7 separate regions of the Homo sapiens genome follow, and regions 1, 3, 4, 5, 6 and 7 are each linked to region 2. The links are chromatin contacts, found by Hi-C or POLR2A ChIA-PET in ENCODE. All regions are on one chromosome and are shown on one strand. Each heading gives the region's core, a stretch centred on a gene start or an enhancer-like site at or near the end of the contact. The rest is flanking DNA. Distances are from core to core; before and after follow the strand shown.

Region 1 (2,858 bases), core at 82-2,581, 690 kb after region 2:
GTTCTATGCTGCTCTAGAAAGATAATTTTGCTGTCATTCAATCACACAGCTGGTGCATGCCTGAGTCTGAGCAGTCACTCACACTCTCCCTGTGAGAGACAGAGGAGAGAGGCTTAGGGAAAGAGCATGAACTCAGAAGAGGGCCTGCTCTGCTCTACCCTCAAAAGAGAAGTTCTCAAAACCTGAATGTGCTCACCACAATGCAAATTCCTGAGTCTCACTCCCAGATGGTCAATATTTTGGGAATGATGTAAAGAGACTGCATTTTCAACAAGCATTCCCAGGGGATTCTGATCACACGTATGAAAAATAACATTCGTGTGAAAGTTGATGTGGGAATCCTTCTTTTCTTTGCATGACTCTGTGAATATATGATGTGGGAATCTTAGAGCAGAATTAGGGTGAAGGTTACAGGGACGGTTGAGGTGTGGTGAGACAGCGGTTTCTAGAGACCAGTTGCTTATTTTGAAGTTTTTGCTCTGAATGAGTTGGCCTAGTTGTTGTCTTTGTGGTCATTTCCTCTGCCATCCCTTATCAGTGATGAAGGTCCTTAGTGAGGGAATTAAAATGAGAAAGAGGCCACTGAGGACCTTGCTACTTCTCTTCTTCCCTTGACTTCACTAATTATTAGTTAATTAATTAGTAAATGCCTAAAAGAAGATGTGGTGGTTCAATATCCAGTCTTTAAGAGAAAAGATGCTGTGGATTTCAAATGGGGCCTGGGAGTCTGATGCAGGTTTCCTGTGTCTCATCTTCAAAGTGTTAACTTTCCTCCTTGAAAGTAATGATGATGGGCTACAATTTATGTGTCCTGTAACATTGTATGGGATGACTTGTTTAATCTTTTAATCTTTTTCAGTAACTGTAATCCAGCCATTCCCAAATTGCTGTTTATGTAACTGATCTTAGTTCACTGTAATTTAGAAGGCATAGGGCCATCAGGGAATCACATAATCCACTGCCACTTAGAAGAAGGAAAATGAGGCAGAGAGGGTCAAGTGACTAAACTAAAGTCACACAGCAGGGACATGGTACAGAGGGCACCAGAACATGGGTCTCTCAATTCCCAGGAAAGAACCTTTCACTTCTGTAAAACAGAGCTGAGAAACATTCTGACATAAATGAGAACTGATACGATTTGGATCTGTGTCTCCATCCAAATCTCATGTTGAAATATAATCCCCAGTGCTGGAGGTGGGTCCTGGTGGGAGGTAATTGGATCATGGGGGTAGCATTCTCATAAATGGTTTAGCACCATCCCCCCTTGGTAGTATATAGTAAGTTCTCAAGAGATCTGGTTGTTTAAAAATGTATGGCACCTCCCCACTCTCTTTCTCCTGCTTGGGCCATGTGAAGATGACTGCTCCTGCTTTGCCTTCCACCATGACTGTAAGTTTCCTGAAGCCTCATAAAACAGAAACTGATACTGAGAAGCAGGGCATTGCTTGAAGATGTGAAAGCAGCTTTGGAACTGGTAATGGGCAAAAGTTGGAACAGTTTGGAGAGCTCAGAAAAAGACAGGAAGATGAGGGAAAGTTTGGAACTTCCTAGAGACTTGTTAAATTGTTGTGACCAAAATACTGATAGTGACATGGACAATGAAGTCCAGGCTCAGGAGGTCTCAGATGGAAATGAGGAACTTATTGGGAACTGGAGTAGAGGTCACTTTTGCTATGCTTTAGCAAAGAGCCTGGCTGCACTGTATCCCTGCTCTAGGGATCTGTGGAACCTTGAACTTGAGAGTGATGATTTAGGATATCTGGCAGAAGAAATTCCTAAGCAGCAAAGTGTTCAAGATGTAGCCTGGCTGCTTCTAACAACCTATGCTCATATGCACAGGAAGAGAAATGACCTGAAACTGGAATTTATATTTAACAGGGAAACAGAGCATAAAAGTTGGAAAAATTTGCAGCCTGGCCATGTGGTAGAAAAGAAAAGCCCATTTTCAGAGGAGGAATTCAAGCAGGCTGCAGAAATTTTATAACTAAAAGGCAAATACTAATAGTCAGGACAATGGGGAAAAGGCCTGAAAAGTATTTCAGAGACCTTCCTGACAGCCCCTCCTATCACAGACCTGAGGCCTAGGCAGGAAGAATGGTTTCATGGACCAGGTCCAGGGCCCAGCTGCTCTGTACAGCCCCTGGACACTGCTCCCTGTAGTCCCTTTCTTTTGGCTGATTTCTCCCTTTCGAAACGGGATTATTTACTCAATCCCTATATCCCCATTGTAACTTGGAAGTAAGTAACTTGTTCTGATTTTACAGGCTTATAGGTGGAAGGGACTTGCCTTGTTCAGATCAAACTTTGGACTTTTGAGTTAATGCTGGAATGAGTTAAGACTTTGGGGGATTATTGGGAAGGGATGATTGTATTTTGAAATGTGAGAAGGACATGAGATCTGGGAGGGGCCAGGGCAGAATAAATGGTTTGAATCTGTGTCTCCACCCAAATCTAATGTTGAAACATAACCCCCAGTGCTAGAGGTGGGGCCTGGTGGGAGGTGACTGAATCATGGGGCAGAGTTCTCATGAATGGTTCAACACCATCCCCCCTTTTGAGTTCTCATGAGATCTGGTTGTTTAAAAGAGCGCATCACCTCCTCCAACCCTCCTGCTCCAGCCATGTAAGATGGGCCTGCTTCTCCTTCACCTTCTGCCATGATTGTAAGTTTCCTGAGACCTACACAGAAGCTGAGAAGATGCCAGCATCATGCTTCCTGTACAGCCTGTGGAACCATGAGCCAATTAAGCATGAGCCCATTTCTTTCTAAATTACCCAGTCTCAGTTATTTCTTTATAGCAGTACGAGAACAGACTAATACAAAACAAAAAGTTATAAGGCTCTCAGGTTTCCATTTG
Region 2 (3,211 bases), core at 19-2,518:
ATGATGACTGGTCTAGCCAGAACTCCCAATTAGGGAGTTTTTACATTTTATTTATTTGATAAATAAATAAATCTGGCCGGATTAAATCTGGCCACAGGCACTAACTTAACCTGTTCAGTTTCTGCAACAGAAAGAGGGGCAACAGAAAAAGAGGGATCTCTGTGTGAAGTGGGGTGTTTGTCCACAAAGGTCTCCCACACAGGCATCTTCCTCTGAAGCTAGATAACCTTCAGAAATCTGACCTTTCTCTGACTTGGTTTCCTTTTCTGGACTAAACAGTATCAATTTTCGTTGGAGCTCTTTGTGAAGATAAGCTAATAAAATACCATAAATCTCTTTTACTAAGTGAAGCATTTACCACTCTAATTAACATTATGATTTAAAGGCTTTCATACTGGGGAAACAAACACCACCTTCCCACGTGCTTGGGTTAAAGGGGATCTTAAATCATGATTATGCAGAGACCAAGGGCAACGATAAAAGTTTTAGACATTCCCTGTGTTCTGATAGTCATCAGACGTTTAGGGAGATACTACAACACTGAAGACCCTGTCCAAGTTTATGAGATAAAGATAGAAACCACAGTCTAGTATTGTGGGCTTGTGAAAAAATAACTCCTAACCTTTATCTTTCTATGGGTTGTACTACAAGGTAGGTCTGCACAAAGTGCTAGTGACTCCTCTAAAGTAGGCAGGGGTAAGTTTCACGGAGAAAGTGACAGATGAGCTGAGTTAGAAGCCTACTCAGCCACAGAAAAATGTGGCATGGAAGGCCATTTACCTGTGACAAGGAAATGTAAATTCCTTGGCAGGAGAGCCAGGATCTCAGGAGAGTCCCTGGGACCCTCTGCTCCCCTTCTCAGTCCAACCCTGGGAAGATAGTTGGTGGATGTGAACCTCTGACTAAGACCCAGGAGCTGGTTCCCAGCCTCCAGCCGCGCGCCGGTTGGAAGCAGGGAGAGAAGGGAGGGGTAAAAGCCCTCAGGCGCATGCGCTCAGCAGCCTGCCGGCTCAGCCAAGGAGAGCTCTGCCCGCGGCTCACTCCCCACCTACTCGCTTCTCGCGCCTCGCGGGCCCCAGAAACCCGGACCCGAGAGCGAGCGCGTTGCGCTCGCGCGCAGACTTCAGGTCCCGTGCGGGCGCCTGCGCACGAGCTTCCCAGGCGCGCGGGCCGCGAGGTTATTAGAGGTGGAGCGCGGGGAGGGCGCGCGGCGGGAGGCGGCCGCCGTTACGGCGCGAGCGTGGTCACGTGGCCGCTGGTCACCGCCGCCACCCCCTCCCGCCCTGTTCTCTTTCAGGTCGGGCCGGGCCCGGCCGCTTCCGCGAGCGCCCTGCAGACTGAGGGAGAGAGAGAGAAAGAGGAGGGGAGGAGGAGGAGGATTCAGGGAATAGGAGCTGGGGAGCCCTTCTGCGCCACAGGTAAAATAAAATAATGATGATGATCGTAAAAAAGCCCAAGCCCTCTGAACGCCTCCGCCTTCCTCCAGTGCAGCCCCACATGCAGTCGTTCCCGCCCCGGCCTCCCACTCAGCCTCAGGACAGGTTTCGCCCCCCTTCGCGCCGCTGCTGCAGCCGCAGCCGCCGCCGCCTTCTCACGGGAGGGCCTGAGGGTGCCGCCGCCACGGCGGACGGGTTGCCGCACCGCCCCCCGTTTGTGCGCCTCGGAGTCGGCGTCGGGGGTGGATGGCGGGAGGGGTGGACCCTTCAGCTCCCTGGCGGGCAGGGCGGGCAGGGCGAGCTGGGCGGGGTGGCTGCTTGCAGTCTGCCTGCTTTCCCTGCCCCAGGAGGTCGGGGTCTAGACTGGAAGGCCAACTGCAGTAAAGGCAGGGCCTGGCGGCTGGACTAGTGCTCAACTTCCTACTTAGTAAATTTCCATGTTCATTTGGGCCCCGGGAAGCACGCTTCCTTCCCTAGCCGGAAGCGAAACGGGCCCTGAATCCTCAAACCTTAATAGTCTTTAGAAGAGAGAAGCCTTGACTTCACTTTTGAGGAAGGGAACCGTGACCTGGATTTAGTACGACTTAAGTTTATTCACACGTAAGAAACGGAGGTCTTTCAGGATAAGAGCAAAAAAAAAAAAAAAAAAAAAAAAAAAAAAATTCGCAGGGAGGGCAAATCCCGCTCCCCACCCCGACTTTTCCTGGAAAAACACACAGACCTTCACTACAAGATTCGATTCTACAAGTGACCTAGAATTTGTTCGATACCAGTTACTCGTTTTAGTTACAGGAATTATAATCTGTGTTTAAAGTTAACATCCTGTAGGTTTTTTTCGAATAATAACTTTCTGGAAAGAGTTCATTTGTCAACTCTGAATTGGACAAAATCCTAAGATTTTAACATGCAGGTTTCACACGTTTGGACCAGGTTGCCTGGAATTTCTAGACCCGGTAATTCTTTTGTAAACCTTTATAAGTGTTGTGCTCTTGCACAAAATACTTAAAGCAGGAAGCAATAAATAGGTATTGTTGAAAAATGAGCCTTTGCTATCGGTGGCAAAGAAATTCATTTATATATTGGTTTTTCTCTTTGGGCTTTTCTGATTCCGTGTCTTGGTACTTTTCATACCATATCTCTGAATTCATTTGTAAACTTGAGCATTTTTAATTTTTACAGCTATCTGCAGTATCACAGAACACTCAAACCTTAATGTGGGTGGGAATCACTTGGGGCTCTTATTAAAAATGCATTTTCTGGTTCAGTAGGCCTATGGTGCATTTTGATATTGTACATTTCTGATAACATGTGCAGCTGGACAAGGGACTATCTTTGAGTAGCAAGGAAGTGGATAACTTGTGTGCAAATAAATAAAGTGTTGTATTTATCAATAAACATGTTCTTTTTAATAACTCACCCCCGGGTGTAGAGGTGGCTTGGGAGAAGGGGCAAATGGCAGGATGAACTGAGAAAGCTTTCAGAGTGAGCAGGCTGAGTCTGGATTCCAGGGGAGGGGATAGGAAGAGTGCAAATATTGTGTCTGTATGCTGTATGGTGACTGCATCACCTGGTCTGTGAATTTTCCATTAGAAGCTTGGTGTGCTGTTAGGTGAAAGACTTGCTCAGCTATGCGTCATTGGGTTTTATCAACATATAGGCGAAAAAAATCCTGGTCTCTGAGTGTACAGCTGAGATGAAAATTTCTTTTATTGGAGGAAGTATTGAGTGTGTGCTCTCAAATGCGGCCTCAGTTGAGTAGTGCATTCCTGAGTTTT
Region 3 (2,944 bases), core at 331-2,830, 900 kb after region 2:
CCACTGGGTTTGCTCCGAGGATCTTATCATCTACATGAGAGGGAAAGATCACTAAGGAAAAAAGACCATTAGGCACCATTAAGGACACACGTCAGGTGAGTGTTAGGAATATATTTCTTAGAATATCAGGTTTAGGGCTGAGCCTTAAAGACTTGAATGAATGATTCAAACTTTAAATGAATTAAACCCCTAATAGAATAAAGAGGCCAACCCAGGGCAATTTCAAGCCTACCCAGCAAAACCCCAACTTCCCTCAAGGGGCAACCCTTCCTGCTCCCTAAGTGGAGTGCGTGGAATGTGCCTTCTCTTAGGAATATCCTTTCCCACTTCTCCACCTGGCTGACTCCTTCTTAGACATCATTTAGGACTTTGCTACTTGAAATGTGGACCTTGGACCAGCAGCATTGGCATTACTTGGGAGCTTGTTAAAAACGCAAAATCTCAGGCTCCACCCAACCCTGCTGAATCAGAACCTGCATTTTAACACGATCCCCAAGTGCTTTTTGCATCCGTTACAATCGGAGACGCACCAAAGTAAGACATAGCTCAGATATTATCACTTCCTTGAACCCCTGGCTTCGGTGAGGTTCTTCTCCAGGGAGTGCCCACAGTGCCCTGGTCTTGGGCCCACCACAGCACTCACCACACTGAAATGTGTTTGTTGGTTCTCTGTCTCCTACCTGGATGGGCAGCAAAGGTGTCTTATTTATCTTGGCTTCTCCAGTGCCTATAACAATACTGAGTAAACATCAGTTGAAGGAACGAATGAGTGGCTCTGAAGAAAGGTGAAAGCACTCTGGAAAATTAGCATTATGTTGCTAGGAGCCCATCTGGAACCTAATACTTGACATTTCTCTCTCTCAGCTGCTCCAGCTGCCCCCTGCATACATGAACGATTTCTCTAAATGCACCTAACTTCAGCCTTCAGGCCTGAGCCAGCGTTTAGGGTTCTCTGAGTCTTCTGCTTTTAAGCCACCTCATCACGGAACCCAGTAGGAAAACCCCAACAAACAAGGGCGGGCCCTCTGCTGCTTGGCACAGCCACCTCAACAAAAGCTGGGCACTTCCTGTAAGGCCCAACCCTGGGCCTGGCATCCCATCCTGCAGGGGGATCGCCCCTCTCCCTACTTCTGCTCACCACCTCCGGCACTTCCCCCGGTTACTTGGGTTGCTGCAGGAGCTGGGAGCACACCTTGCAGCTGCGGCAGCTTCAGAAGCTCAGATTTAACAAATGCTGGGCCGGCCTCAAAGTTAACTTCAGTTCAGTTTTCAAAGATCCTGCAAACAGCAGAAGGAGACCAGCCTGCTTCTTGTTTCTTGTCAAAGAGCGCTGTTCCCTAATTAGCCTCTCATGCTAACTTGGGGGAGCATCTCTATTCTTAGATAATACAGAAAACTGGTTTTACCCCTTAATAGTGTCTTTCTTTCTTTTGTAAATAGTTTTTTAATAAACATTTTGGTAGCTACATGAGGTTGGGTAATGCCCAAGGCTTTACCAACCTCATTGTGATATTTTTTTCACTTGTAACATATGTGACCACAGATGCTGCCACAGGCGTCACGTGGCCCCCTCACTGTAGCTGGGAGGGGACACACCTCCCATTTCCCTCTGACCACTGGGCTTTGTCTTTTCTCTCTCCTGTCTAAATTACTGAGCTGTCAGATCTAAAAGGACTGTAAAGAATAGAGATGTCATTGCCCTCTTATTTTAAAAAATTAGTAAAACAAATTGCTTTAAGTTTTCTAAACTTTTCAAAGCATTTTTAATGCAATACGTCTACATGCTAATTGTAGAAAATGTGGAAAAGCCAGAAAAGCATAAATTACCCATAATGCTACAATACAGAGAAAAATCACTCAACATCTCGGTAAATTTCTCACTAAACTTCATGTATCCAGAATAATGCATGTGAATGACTAGCGATGGAGCTGTCCTCCACCTTCCAGCCCCCACTGATACTTCAGGAACTTGGTAATAATACAAACCTGCACTTTATGCAGTTTGGAGTTTTATTCCTACTTACAAGATTATGAGTGGGTTTATTGTACTTCTATAGTTGAGCTGAAACTACGGCAGTCCCTTCTCACCTGCACTTTCACTTTCCAACGTTTTAGTTATTTGCAGTCAACTGCAGTCTGAAAATAGTAAATGAAAAATTCCAGAAATAAACAATTCATAAGTTTAAAATCGTGCAATATTCTAAGGTGCTTGATGAACTCCCACGCTGTCCCACTAGGTCCTCCTGAAATGTGAAATATCCTTTTGTCCAGAATACCCACGATGTATACCACATAGTAGTTGTTTTGGTTATCAGTTTGAAAAAACAGAGAATATATAGGATTCAGTACTATTTGAGGTTTCAGGCATCTGGTGGGGGGTCTTGGAAGGCATCCCATGCAGATAAGCAGATAAGAGGGGACTACTGTGCATACAACTTTGTATACTTCCTTTTTTTTTTTTTTTTTGCTTAAAGGAATATCAAGAGAATTTGCTCATGTTAACACTTTTTTCCCCCATTTTCTAATTTGTCAAATGAGTTTAAATGAGGTGATAAAATTGTTGGAAGTTGGGAGGTTACTAATCTGTTGTAATAAGATTTAAATAAAATAATATATTTTCAAAGTGCTTAGCTTGGGGCCTGGCATATAGTAAACTCTTCATAAATGGTAGCTATGACCATAGATTATTACTAAAATCTCATTTTAATGCCAGCATATTTCATTCTAAGTAGCATATTTAACCACCCACCCTTTTATTGTTCTGAGCTTGTTTCCAATTCTCCCCATTAAAAATTGTAGCACTGCAAGGATATCTTTGAGTATAACTTTTTGTTTCCTTTACAAAATTATTATTTCTTTAAAATAGATGACTCGGTTGAAAGATATAAACATTTTAAAGGCTTTTTGTTATATATTGACAAATAACTTCCCAGTGTTAATAACA
Region 4 (2,967 bases), core at 426-2,925, 970 kb before region 2:
CTTTGCCAATGTCTAGAGAAGGAATTGGTATGGAAAGAGTCAAATCAGAGATATTAGCTGGGAGGCTGTTGTGGTATTCTGGGGAGAGAAGATGGTCTGAAATAAGAAGGTGACAGGCCGGGCGCGGTGGCTCACGCCTGTAATCCCAGCACTTTGGGAGGCCGAGGCGGGCGGATCACGAGGTCAGGAGATCGAGACCATCCCGGCTAAAACGGTGAAACCCCGTCTCTACTAAAAATACAAAAAATTAGCCGGGCGTAGTGGCGGGCGCCTGTAGTCCCAGCTACTTGGGAGGCTGAGGCAGGAGAATGGCGTGAACCCGGGAGGCGGAGCTTGCAGTGAGCCGAGATCCCGCCACTGCACTCCAGCCTGGGCGACAGAGCGAGACTCCGTCTCAAAAAAAAAAAAAAAAAAGAAGGTGACAGCAGAGATCAGTATAAAATTTTGGATCAGATGCATATGTTTGGAGGCAGAATCAATGACTTGAATTTGGTAAGTTGGGGGAAAAGAGGAATCATGGACAATTGCTAGATTTCTGGCTTAAGTAATTGAATGAATAGTTGAAACTTTTACTGAAATGGAGAAGTGGAAACCAGGTATGGTAGTAAAAGTTCAAGAGTTCTATTTGGGACATGTTCAGTTGGTAACGTTAGTATGTCATCAAATAGGCAAGGCTTCCACTCAAGCTGTGAAAGTACCTCAAGACTTGTAACAAACCAATTTACAAATATTTCAAGTAAAACTAATATTAAACATTCCATGACTCTTGGAGTCCAGAAATATTATGTTGGTTTTTCTCTGTTTTTTTTCTTTATTTTTTAAAAAATAACCAAATGTTCAGACATACAGAAAAGTACAGGAATAAAAACTTGCAAGACACCTGTATATCCACCAACCGGATTTAACAAATGTTAACATTTTACTATATTCGCTTCAGATCTTTTTCTAAATACATAATACAGTACACACACTCTACTCCCTCATCCCATTTCTCTTAACAGTATGATGTCATTTATATAAAATTCCAAAATACTCAAAACAATTCTATGTATTTTTAATGGACCACTGCACATCTAGTAAAATTATAAAAACAAGCATGTCAGGACATGCCAACAGCAAAATATAGTTTTTGTTTTTCTAATTTACATTAAATGTAGTGCATTACCCACACATAGGGGTTCTGAGAAATCACACCTCAGTCATTTTGGAGTGTGGCTTTTCCCCTCACTTGAAATCTTACAGGAAATCTACTGCTATGGCAACCCAGGGACATTGGAGGGAACCTCTAGCTTGCAGTTCATTGGAGTCACATCTGAAATGCTCTTTGCCTGAATTGACAAAGACCCTTTGGGAGCGGAAAGGCTGAATCTTTGCAGTATCTGCTCCCTTATGCCAAATGTGCCTCCAGAGCCTGTCACAGCTCTCAGTGCCACCACCACTTGTGTTAAGGCCCAGCATCCACAGCGCCTCCTCATCAGAAGTCCCAGACCTTGGCACACACAATCTCCAACCTCCCAGTTCCAGGAAATGTAATTCTTCCTAAAGGTAGACCTCCCCTTTGCTCCTTCAACATTGCCAACCTCTAGCTTTGGAGCAATACAGTCAGTCCTCAGTCACCAGCTTAACAAACTAAAGGCGTCTTATTTCCGCTAGGGTAAGGGAAGCCAGCACTCAGAACAGTAAGCTCTGTCAACCTTCAAAGAAAAATGCAAAACGATCTCTCTTTTTTTTTTTTTTCCCAACGAGCTTATAAGCCACACTTATGGCAAATGCCATTCACTTCTCAGACAGTTTATTTTCTCCCACTGAATGCACTTTCCCTTTTGCACATGGCCCTGCTGACCACACTCTCCAATGGAGCTTACCTAGAGTGTTCCCAGCACTCACTTCAGTAGGTTCTTTTCTCTACTACTGTTCTTTTGCCCCCTTAGGAGATGGCATGCAAACACTGGACATTTGACTATTTTCATCACTTACTACTCTGACTTCCTCCATAGTTTCTTTCTTTCATCTTGATCTCTTAATTCCAATCATTTCCTATTCTTCTCAGAGAGGCTTTCTCTTTTTTCTTCATTTTTCTGCCTTTTATTTCATTGGTAAACCAAAAATATTACTTGATAAATAAAAGGGTATTTCTACCAACATAACAGAATAAAGGAAAACAAAATACATTTAAGGTAGGAATCCTATTGTCCACTGAATACGAAACAAACAAATGCTCTTATCTACTCAAGCCAGTAACAGGGCTGAAAAATCCATTTCCAAATTTCTGCTGAATTCATATGCACCTATATCCTCATATACTTCCTAATTAAACTTGCTTTTCTCAAGTGACTATTCACAAGTAACAGTTAAGTAAAACACACACACACACACACACGCAAACACACACACACAGTGTTTTTTATTTAACTTAAAAACATATCCATTTTGTGGGAAAAAAAAGTACTTAATACATTAAAAAGCTGTATTGCAGGATTTTGTGGAATAGATTAGAGACCTATACTACCACTAACAACATTGTTTCTCAGACACAATGAGCTCCAAGTTCCACTTAGAAATTTTAGCAAAGTAACCCATTGGTGACTCTGTACACACACAGTCAGACAATGAAAATAATTCCTACTTTCAGTATGGAAATATTTAATTTTTCTACAAATATTTTATTCATTTCAGCACAACTGTTTTATTTCAATTATTAGAGAATTATCTAAATGTCTTTCTTTCCCATAAGGTTTTTAAGTATAGGACAAATACTTATTAAGGGCATACTAAGGGTGTCCAGAACTAAGTGAACAAGATAGGCAAAACTTCAGTTTTTTATAAACGGTGTATTTTCCTTCATTCTTATTTTCAGGTACAAAGTTGCTAAATAATAAAAGTAGGGTATTTAATTACTCCTACACTGAGTTCATAAACTACTGAAATTCTTACATATCTGAAAGCTTTCAAAAAATAGGATAAAAT
Region 5 (3,275 bases), core at 746-3,245, 680 kb before region 2:
AAGGCACTAGAGTGCACAGTCCCTACTGAAAACAAGGCAGGTTTCAGGGAAACATGTCAGGCATTACTAGTTTGAAGCAACTATTAAAGTATCCATATTGGAAATTTCAAATTTAACCTACCATATTTCTATTTCTTATACTTTAGCTAACATATCTTCCTTCAGATTTCCCCACATTTTAACTTTTAAAAATTTACTATCATTTGGGCTTTTTACTAAAAATTTGCCTTAAATTTCTTTTCCTATTTTTGATGCTGTGTTTTCTGTTTATCACATGTTCATTCTTTTGCTCAAGGCTTGGGTTTGTGTGCCAAGATTCACGGTTGCCTTCCCAGATTTGGCTAACCTTTCTGGTTTGTGGGTGAAACGTGGGTGCTATTAGAGTGATATATTTTCATTTTGTTTCTCCTAAACTTACTCTCCCCTAGGAGGCCATCATTTCCTACACTTTTCTGCTTTACCTTTTGGCTTTTCTTTAGATTTGTAATGTAAACAGTGTGCCTAAGAGTGTATTGGTGGCTTTACAGAGCTTAATTTGCAAATTTCCCTTTTATCTCAGTACTTGTGCTAACTTGTTGCTTTTTTATGTGTAACAAAATGTTTATCTGACTGATTTTTCTCTTTTCCCTACCAGCAAATTCTGAAAAATAATTCTTGTTTTTTGTTAATGATTAACTGCCTTCAGGGTGCTAAAATGGTAGAACTAAAACCTAAGCGATAAATGAGGCATTTCTATTTTGGGTTACATTGTAATATTCTTTATTTTTACATGAACTATATTTAATAGATTGTCTAAATAATAGGATCATACTTATGTGGTAATGACCATTTATCTAACTGGGTAACCTACCCTAGATTACAGCAGAAGTGTTTATTGCTACAACAGATGTATTTACCAACCCAAACTTTCCTCTTTTGCCTAGCGTAAATTATTTGAAGAATGATGGCATCTTTTCCTTTATAATAACAAGTCAGGTCTCTTTCAAGTGACCCAAATTTTGTTTAACTCGGCCACGTATTTCTTCTTCCAAAGTATTCTATGGCTCAGAAGTGAGGGCGATTTGAACCAACGTCTGACTAGTACAGAACGCTCTTACTCAGTTCTTTCTAATGTTGGCTCCTCATAGTTTAAGGACCACCCTCCTTAGAGGATAAACATTCCGAGCGTTTCGAGGCTCCTGGCCTTTATTGCTGTACACGTTTCTGCACCCTCCGCGCTTCCCCGGAGAGAACTGCCTTCCGTCTGTACCCCTCCAGCCACTTCCTGATGGCTCCCTACCTCATTCCTCAGCGCCTGTCACCTGCGTACCCGCGCCCTTCTCCCACGGGGCCGGTGCGTCTCCCTGTCCCCCCACCTCGCCTGTCCCTCTGCGACGCTCCAGGCGTACTCCTTTTTGTGGCTTTTGTGGCGTGTGGGTGGTTGGTTAGTTTTCTCCCCTGGCCCTCGCCCCCTCCTCCCCGTCATTTTCCTTCCCCCCGCCCCCCGTGCCCGTCCTGCCCGTCCTGCCCCTCCTCCCTCCCACTCACACACCTGCCCCTGCCGCCCGCGCGCCGCGCGCTCCCCTCCCCGCTCCGGCGGACGCTGCCAGGGAAGCCCCCTCTCCTCCTCCCCTCTGCGCCCTCCCTGGCGCGTCTGGCGGCGGCCGGCGCTAGCCCTCGCACAGCGCCCTGTTATTCTGGGTATTGTGTGTAATAAATGTCGGGCCGCCTCACTCTAATCAAGCTCATTACAAATTCTTGCGCGCCCGGGGCCGGAAATCGTGCGCTCCCCCCATTCCCTCACTCATTCACTAGTTACTTGTCTTTCGGCTTTTTAACTCGCCGCCCCCGCCCCCTCCCCCAATCCCGGCCCTCCAGCCCGGGTTTTAATCCCCATCCCTTTTCCGCCCGCTCCGTGCACCCTGCCCCCCCACGCCGCCTTCCTCCTCGGCTCCGCACCCCCTTCCTCCTCTCCTCCCCCCTCCTCCTCCTCCGCCGCCGCCGCCGCCGCCGCCACTTTCTCGCTCGCTCCCGTTCCCCGGACGCGGCGGATGAGCCGGCCCCGCTGGGGAAGGCTCCGGGCGGCGGCGGGCGGCCGGGAGGAGGCTGCGTGCTCGGGGCTGGGGCTGCGAGCGGGGTGATTTTGTATTAAAATGAGGAGGAGGAAGAAGAGGCACCCACAGCGGCAGCGGCGGCGGCGGCGGCAGCAGCAGCAGGAGCAGCGGCGGAGAGGGCTGCAGCCCGGGCGGACGCGCGGAGCCGAGCGGGGCACGGCGGCGGCAGCGACAGCGGCCGGGATGAGTCAACTAATAATTTAATGGGGGCAGAGACGGCAGCGAGGGGTAGAGCTAGCGAGGGAGAGAGCGAGAGAAGCAGCCCCGTCCGGGGACTCGCGCTCACACTCACGCACACACACAAACACACACACACCTCTCCCTGTGCCACCCAGCAACACCCGGCCTCGTCACAACAACAACAGCCGCGGCCGCCCTCTATCCTGCCCGGGGGCCCAGCCGAAAGCCAGGGCGACTCTAGAGGACGCTGCCCGCCCCCCTCTTTCATTTCGGGAAACTCCTGATCAGTTTTGTCGGGGTTTCTGGGTTTCTTTTCCCCCAAAGTCCTAGTGCCATTGTGGTGCTCGTTGTTTACCTCGGACTCTGGACGAGTGAGAGCTTGGCGACTTTTTGGGGGGAGGGGGCGGGGAGTTTGTCGCTGCCTAGGCGGTGGAGGTGGCTGGGGGTGCCTTCTGATCTTCCTCCTCCTCCCCCTCCCCCCGAACCTCTTCTCTCCTCACTTGCTGGGACCCCAGACGCTCACAGCCCCGCGTCAATGGGCAGGGAGAGGGTCCTTGCGGCTGTTGTCAGCGAGGGCAGAATCAAAAGTGGCATTTTAGTGCCTTTCCGGGGCTTTTCTCGCGACCCCCTGCCCCCCACCCTCGCTGTCCCCCGCTAGATGCCCTCGTTGGGGGTGCGAGGCTGTGGGGAAAAGTTTAAGGTTTGTTAATATTAGTCGCGATTGTTGGCGAGGGGGGTGGGGGTGATTGGAAGGGAGGCGAGGTGGCCTTCCCAATGCGCGTTATTCGGGGTTATTGAAGAATAATATTGCAAGTGACAGCCAGAAGTAGACTTTCTGTCCTCACACCGAAGAACCCGAGTGAGCAGGAGGGAGGGAGAGACGCGAAGAGACCTTTTTTCCTTTTTGGAGACCTTGTCCGCAGTGATTTTTTTTTTTTTAAGAGAATCCTCAGTCACCACGTCGTTTCCCCAGCACCATCACAGTGTACAGCTCATAACGGG
Region 6 (3,261 bases), core at 505-3,004, 830 kb after region 2:
CCTAATTCCTCCACTCACTGTTCTATATATTTCTCCACATATAAAACTCACTGTATTATCCTCATGAAAACTTTATAGACTATATTAAGATCTATGTTAGAGTTACCTTAATTTTCTCTCCAACTACTTTCTCTCTCCACAACTCATAACTAAAGCACTTCTCATAAGTAATGGCATACACTGAAAGTCCCAAATTAAGAAGAAAGAAAAAGATCAACACTGGCTAAACACAACTGAATTGCATTTTAGAGCCACAAATTTAAAACATTATGACAACACATAGCATGGCTGCTAAAGGGCCCCAGGATCAGAGAATCTGGCAAGTCATATATCACAGGGTGTTGAAGAAAACATTTTTAAAAGAAACACATTATAGTGGGTGTTACATTAATGCTACAGTCCCTGTATTTCGATAATCTGAAATAAGGGTCTCCCTTTTATTCATAATAGGAGCAAAATTTACAGGCAGATCTTTCTTCCATAAAATCATTAATTTCTAAATCTAGCACCCCCAGTGTTCTATTCAAAATTATTATGAAGATCTTTTTAGCAATACACTGTCACAAAAATAATGACTACATGACAGCTATTTTTTACATATATACACATACATAAATATATTTATATATTCATATTCTATTCAGTAATTGGACTTCATTTCTCTTTCTCAAAACAAGGTCATTTCACAAAATCTTTGACTAAATGTAAATATTTGTTTTTCTTAAAATTTAAATCTATAATTTAAAATGATATAATTTGAGGTAAACATATCAGAAGGCAGTCAACCATTAAAATATTAATTCGTTTGCTTACTAATCATAACAGAATCCCAGCAATAATCTGAAAATATAATTGAGAAAAATTTTACACCACACCTTACATCATTAGGTAGTGATCCTCTTTCTAAATGAAAATTAGTAAACCCACAGAAGAGTCTTACTAGATAAAAGATACAGGGCACACCTACAACCAAATTTCCAGCGAATGGGTAAGAAAAGTCCCTAGAGGAAAGCTGGGCTTGCTAACCAAAAGGAGAGGGAGAGTAATTCTGGAATAGGGTACAGATTACAAGACTACAAGAGAGGTGAAGTAATGTCAGTTTGCGAGGCCCAGTCTGGCCAAGACGGAGGTTGGTGAGAAGCAGAAGAAGATGCTAGAGTAGTACTGATGATACATGGGAGGTCCTGGAAACCAAGAGGAAGGTTAGGGCTTCAGCCTCAGAGCAAAGGGTATCATAGAACATGTTGAGAGAATTTCACAAAGTAGTGCTGTAGGAGAACTAATCTGGAAACTGTGAAAAAGGATTTGGGGGAAAGGGAGAAGAACAGAAGGAAGGGAGGTTAATTCTTGTAATTATCTAAGCATGTGTTGGAGACAGGAGCCTGGTACCAGCATCAGAAACAATGGGACAGATGTGGGGGATGATGAGAATACAGTCAGCTGGTGGGAGGAGGCCATCTTCCAACACCAATGTCTCAAAAAGCGTTTTGTTCCATTGGCTGGTTTGGTTGGAAAGTGCATTATTTATAGATCTAACATGAATTTATCTCACAGTCAACAGCAATTCAGAATTGTGCATTAATATTTTTTAAAGCAAAGAAAACAGTCAAAGAAAGCAGAATAATTCAGTGGAGAGAGCACCTGGTCTCACAGTCAGAAGCCCACAAATCTATTTCTGGCTTTTTGAGCAATGTTGCTCATCACCTTGCACAACTGAATCAGTCTCAGTTCCCTTCAAAGAAAAATGGTAAAGCAAACTAATATGACTGTTGAAGTGTTACAAGGGCAGAAACAAACTCAAATCTTTGAAAGTGCTTGAAGTAAAACCACTATACACATGTTAAACCACTAACAAGTAATATTTTCTAAATATACCACATGGACCTTCAATTTTGTCCAACTATATACATTCTTTCTTTTGATAAGGACACAGATGTCCAAACACATGAATACCAAAATTCACCATTCTACCTACTTGTTTCATCCTTCCATGTCAGTTTTGCTTCTAAGGTTAAAGACCAATCACAATCTTGATAAAATTTTGAAACACTATTTGGCTATTTAAAAAAAAAAACTGACGTGAAGTATTTCCATAAATTCAAACCCAGATCAAATATTTTAAAACAAAAATAATTTAATGGTTGCATTAAACCACTGGGGAGGGTGACTATGAGGCAAGGCATCCATATACTACTACATATTAAGTATCCCTTCTCTGGAATGCTTGGAACCAGAAGCGTTTCAGATTTTTTTGGGATTTTGGAATATTTGCATATACCTAATGAGACATCTTAGGGATAGAATCCAAGTCTATACAAGAAATTCATTTATGTTTCATATACATCTTATACATATAGCCTGAAGGTAATTTTATACAATATTGTTAATAATTTTGTGTACGAAACAAAGTTTATGTACACTGAAAGCAAAGGTGCTGTTAGGGTATGGAATTTTCCACTTGTGGTATCATGTTGGTACCCAAAAAGTTTCAGATTTTGGAACATTTTGGATATTTGAATTACAGATGCTCAGCCTGTATTCATGAAAACAAAGGGACAAATAAATGATCATTTGTATTTTGCATGAAAATTGATTATCAGGAACACCTAAAAATAACTAGAGACAGTTCAGGTTTCCTCTTCACCATTTGAGTTGTGACTGCATGAACTCTGGGAGTCCAGCACCTTTGTATGACAAAAGTGAAGCTTATAGATGATTAGCTAATTGGGAAAGGAGGCACTGAACTCCTCTTTCTTAAAGATCTGGGTTTGTTCCAAAGAAAATATAATCTAATATATGAGTTAGATTCAGATTTCCTAGAACTAGGGAGACAAACTAAGTAAATTCTAAAGATACTCTGGAGTATTCTTTGTCTGCTCCTTAGTTTTAAATAGTGTCCCTACTCTCCCACTAAGCTATGATATTAAAATAAAAATAACTTTGCAAATATAAAATTAAGAATATATTAATGCAAAACTATGGAGAAAACTTTGGAGCCTGACAGACCTGTATTCAAATCAGAGCTGTGCTCATTACTTTTTTTTTTTTTTTTTTTTTGAGACAGAGTCTTGCTCTGTGGCCCAGGCTGGAATACAGTGGCGCTATCTCGGCTCACTACAACCTCCGCCCCCCGGGTTCAAGTGATTCTCCTGCCTCAGCCTCCGGAGTAGCTGGGATTATAGGCACATGCCACCACGCCCAGCTAATTTTTGTATTTTGGGTTGAGATGGGGTTTCACCATGTTGGCCAGGTTGGTCTCGA
Region 7 (2,913 bases), core at 149-2,648, 700 kb before region 2:
CCCTGCAAACAGTGCTGTGCGCTGGCAGGATGGAAATCTTAGCAATCTCCCTCCTGCTTCCATAGTTTCCTCCTCTCTAAATAAAATTATTTATGGGGACTTAATGAGAGAGCAAGCCTTGTGTGAAAGGAATTCAAGAAAGTGCGGCTTCTAAAAATACACCTAGGCAGCTCTACAGTCCTTATTGTTACAACCTGACGTTTTGCAGTTCATGCCATGAACCTAACTACACTTCTTGCCAAATACACACAAGCGTACAAAGAAGAGGAAAAGTAAAAACTATGTTACTATGTTTTATCTTTCTGCAATCCCTTTGAGTAAACAGTAGTAATTTTCTGTTGACATACTCAATGCAAATTTCCCAAAGGCTACACAATACAAAACAAAAGACCTGTTAGCTTCCTCAGAGCTGGGGGGAGGAGAGGCAGGGGGAGAGAAATAAAGTTGATGGAGCTCCAGTTTCTCCTAAGCCTGCAGTCCTGAGCCTCCAGTCACCCTAGTCTTTTTGTAGAGATTTTTTGAGTTTCAGTCTCCACTTGGGAAGGTTCCTTGGCCCCTTCTCTCCCAATGTCAATAAAACCCTCATCTCTCCCGCTTTGCCCCCAGCTTTTTGGGGAAATTGGACCTTGCCTAGGCGTCTTGTTCCAGTGGGTTGAAAAGTACAGCTGGTGATGTGAGGATAAATATTTAAACTAATGGGCTGGGTCACAGCGTGGGGGTCTTCAAGAGAGGGCCTCCTCCTCCTTCCGCCACGTGCTCCTCACTTGGGGTGCAGGGCTCCTGGACAAGGGGCTAAGACGGACGAGGGTGGGATGAAGGGAGATGGACAGACCAGACTGTAAGTGAAGGAGGCCCTCTAGGAAACATCGTCTCGACCGAACATTGACGGAGAAAAAAAAAATGGCCCAAATGCCCCTAGTGGGGAAGCATACACCCCACGCAGGCTGGGTTGGGGTGGGGGTGCTTCGCGGCCTCTCACCTGACTTCCTCCTCCGCCTGCACACACACTACAGTAACCCCCTCTACTCACCCCCCAAAACCCAGCCAAACAACAAGCAACAAGAGGAAGCCGCAGGCGACAAGAGGAGGAGTGCGCGTGTTGGGGGCCCCCGGAGAGGTGAGGGGGCAGGGTTGGCGGGCGACGAGAACCGCGCCGCGCACCCCAAGCGCACCCCCAAGCGCCCACACTTACCCCTCGAGGCTGAGGGTCCTGTCTTCCGCGCCAACCCCCGTGTGCGCCCCCTGGCCCGCCCTCGCCCCTCCGGCCCGCCGCCCCCCACACCCCGGCCGGCGCGCTGGGAGGGAGCCCGGGAGCGGTGCGCAGCAGCGGCGGCGGCGGCGGCGGCTCGGGCTCGGCTCGGCTCGGGCTTCAGTGCGCCTAGTGTCGCCAGCGGCCGCCGAGGCTCCCACCGCCAGGGGGAGAAGCCGGGCGGGCGCTGGGGAGGCGGGCCGGGCCCTGGCCGCCCCGCTGGCCAGCCCGCGCCGCACAAGCTCCGAAGCGGCGGCTACGCGGGGTCCGCCGAGCCCCCGGGCGCAGCGTGCCCGGTCCGAAGCGCCACGTCTGGATGCGCGTCCCGGGTGGCTGCGGGCTCCCGCGGGGGACGCCCCGGCCGCTCCGGTGCGCCTCCAGACTGCAGGCGCCGCGACCGACGAGACGAGAGCAGCTCCCGCCGGCCCCTTCCCCCTCCCGCCCCCGCCGCCGCCCCCTCCCCCTTCTCCCCCCCCCGCCCGTTAACATCTCCTCCCTCCCCCTCCTTCTCTTCCTTCCCTTGGCCCCGCGCGCTCGCTCGCTCGCTCCTCGCCTCGCTCTCCCCTTTAAACGCCCACTTCGTATGGGGAAAGAGGACAACTTGAAGTCAAGTTGCAATTAACTTCCGCGGCAGCCGCAGCTCCGGCGGCGGCGGCGGCGGCAGGAGAGGCAGAAGCCGCCGCCTCGGAAGTCCGACGCCGGCGCGCCCGCCCGGGGAGCCGTTCTTGGTTTCAGGCCCGCACTCGACAGCCACCGCCGCCCCCAACGTCCATGCCTGAGTGAGTTCTGCTCTTTTGCCTCCCTTTTCCCCTTGCTACTCTTGCTGTTTTATCTCTGTCCCTCTTTTTCCGGAATCAATCCAAACTTCTCCGTAGCACCCACTCCTCGTCCCCTATTGGGGCGGCTGGGCTCCCCTCTCGTGGGCGCAGGGCTTCAACGGTCTTCCGAGCCCCTTTTCTCACGCAGACGGACCTTGGAGGGGTGGGCTGGTAGAGTAGGGGAGAGCGGTCGGGATGGGGGATTTGAAGATGCCATTCGTTTTCTGTCTGGGTGTGGACACACCACCACACCTGCCCAATAGACCCTGGCTGAACAAACTCCTTCAGGTCACCGGTATGGCCCCTTTTAGAAAAGGAAAGGGGAGTGGAAAAGACCGAAGGAAGCAAATGGGGAAAAGGGGAGCCTCTCGGTGCGTTCTGGAGCCGGGCGGGCAGTAAGGTGCCTGGAGGAGTGGGCTGCGGGAGTGGTAATGTTCCCCCACCGGATCGCGAGTCTGCTCAGCATCCTTTCCCGGTCCATCTCCGCCTCCCTCCGCTCCCTGCCTGCGCGGCTGATTGTAAGCATCGGCGAAGAGGGGCCTGGGAAGTTTGTGGCAACTTCTGCATCCCGGGAGCTACTCGGGCGCCGGGGCGCTCAAGTTGGAGCCCGGAGTTTGAAAGCCGCGGCACTCCTCATTTCGAGCCCTCGCTGGCTGTAGCGAGGCCGGTCCTGGAGAGGCTGCTGGCGTGAATGTGGGTTTGGAGTTGGGCAAGAGGCAGAAGAAAGGGCCGTCCTCTTAGCAGGGGCCGGGACATCACAGGTGCAGCCTCGCAGTCCACACCGTGTTTCCCTCCTGCTGTCCAGACCCGAGCGCGGTGGCCTTTTCCTATTGCTCCAGTGCTAAG

What was found. A loop is a pair of places that touch in the nucleus more often than their neighbours do. ChIA-PET counts read pairs that join two places held with the same protein, here RNA polymerase II (POLR2A). Pooled maps may share reads with other maps.
Region 1: a loop to region 2 is called in a map with no recorded cell type, with 5 times the contacts of the local background. The contact joins the promoter of PLCL2-AS1 here to the promoter of TBC1D5 in region 2. A Hi-C loop is called at or near these places in 5 of 37 single-sample maps with no recorded cell type and 2 of 50 pooled maps.
Region 3: a loop to region 2 is called in a map of naive thymus-derived CD4-positive, alpha-beta T cell, with 5 times the contacts of the local background. The contact joins the enhancer-like site here to the promoter of TBC1D5 in region 2. A Hi-C loop is called at or near these places in 1 of 168 maps with a recorded cell type or tissue (naive thymus-derived CD4-positive, alpha-beta T cell), 11 of 37 single-sample maps with no recorded cell type and 12 of 50 pooled maps. POLR2A ChIA-PET finds 5 or more read pairs at or near these places in 2 of 52 experiments (GM12878 and activated B cell).
Region 4: a pooled map shows a loop between it and region 2 (2.7-fold over the local background). The contact joins the enhancer-like site here to the promoter of TBC1D5 in region 2. A Hi-C loop is called at or near these places in 1 of 168 maps with a recorded cell type or tissue (CD4-positive, alpha-beta memory T cell) and 4 of 50 pooled maps. POLR2A ChIA-PET finds 5 or more read pairs at or near these places in 2 of 52 experiments (activated CD4-positive, alpha-beta T cell and activated naive CD4-positive, alpha-beta T cell).
Region 5: a loop to region 2 is called in a map of B cell, with 13 times the contacts of the local background. The contact joins the promoter of SATB1 here to the promoter of TBC1D5 in region 2. A Hi-C loop is called at or near these places in 8 of 168 maps with a recorded cell type or tissue (B cell, CD4-positive, alpha-beta memory T cell, CD8-positive, alpha-beta T cell and 5 more), 4 of 37 single-sample maps with no recorded cell type and 21 of 50 pooled maps.
Region 6: a loop to region 2 is called in a map with no recorded cell type, with 4 times the contacts of the local background. The contact joins the enhancer-like site here to the promoter of TBC1D5 in region 2. A Hi-C loop is called at or near these places in 7 of 37 single-sample maps with no recorded cell type and 8 of 50 pooled maps. POLR2A ChIA-PET finds 5 or more read pairs at or near these places in 1 of 52 experiments (activated CD4-positive, alpha-beta T cell).
Region 7: a map of naive thymus-derived CD4-positive, alpha-beta T cell shows a loop between it and region 2 (25-fold over the local background). The contact joins the promoter of SATB1-AS1 here to the promoter of TBC1D5 in region 2. A Hi-C loop is called at or near these places in 2 of 168 maps with a recorded cell type or tissue (naive thymus-derived CD4-positive, alpha-beta T cell and transverse colon) and 13 of 50 pooled maps. POLR2A ChIA-PET finds 5 or more read pairs at or near these places in 1 of 52 experiments (WTC11).

What each region holds. Positions count from the first base shown.
Region 1 is chr3:17,053,057-17,055,914 of GRCh38, reverse strand. It overlaps PLCL2-AS1 (PLCL2 antisense RNA 1), which reads left to right and starts at 1,331. Exons shown (of 3, transcript NR_046640.1): 1 at 1,331-1,389. The region is part of intron 4 of PLCL2 (phospholipase C like 2); the gene reads right to left. RefSeq lists an enhancer at 1,306-1,495.
Region 2 is chr3:17,740,688-17,743,898 of GRCh38, reverse strand. TBC1D5 (TBC1 domain family member 5) reads left to right here and starts at 1,268. Exons shown (of 23, transcript NM_001349074.2): 1 at 1,268-1,418. It overlaps LOC105376975 (a long non-coding RNA gene), which reads right to left and starts at 955. Exons shown (of 2, transcript NR_135536.1): 1 at 781-955. RefSeq lists enhancers at 852-921, 879-1,582 and silencers at 1,042-1,351, 1,582-1,781.
Region 3 is chr3:16,840,652-16,843,595 of GRCh38, reverse strand. No RefSeq gene overlaps it. Among named protein-coding and RNA genes, the nearest start is that of PLCL2, 43 kb to the left of the region's middle. RefSeq lists an enhancer at 1,031-1,280. Within about 2 kb of position 1,580, at least 22 of the 41 ENCODE cell types and tissues checked have a DNase peak (open chromatin) inside an H3K27ac peak, as active enhancers do; they include GM12878, where a contact is called at or near this core.
Region 4 is chr3:18,711,784-18,714,750 of GRCh38, reverse strand. No RefSeq gene overlaps it. Among named protein-coding and RNA genes, the nearest start is that of SATB1-AS1, 270 kb to the right of the region's middle. Within about 2 kb of position 1,675, at least 2 of the 41 ENCODE cell types and tissues checked have a DNase peak (open chromatin) inside an H3K27ac peak, as active enhancers do.
Region 5 is chr3:18,424,059-18,427,333 of GRCh38, reverse strand. It overlaps SATB1 (SATB homeobox 1), which reads left to right and starts at 1,995. Exons shown (of 11, transcript NM_002971.6): 1 at 1,995-3,275.
Region 6 is chr3:16,911,049-16,914,309 of GRCh38, reverse strand. All of the region lies in intron 1 of PLCL2 (phospholipase C like 2), which reads right to left. Among named protein-coding and RNA genes, the nearest start is that of MIR3714, 21 kb to the left of the region's middle. RefSeq lists an enhancer at 1,457-1,686. Within about 2 kb of position 1,754, at least 4 of the 41 ENCODE cell types and tissues checked have a DNase peak (open chromatin) inside an H3K27ac peak, as active enhancers do.
Region 7 is chr3:18,443,722-18,446,634 of GRCh38, reverse strand. It overlaps SATB1-AS1 (SATB1 antisense RNA 1), which reads right to left and starts at 1,398. Exons shown (of 7, transcript NR_125803.1): 1 at 1,193-1,398. It also overlaps a transcript of SATB1 not described here. RefSeq lists a silencer at 1,273-1,492.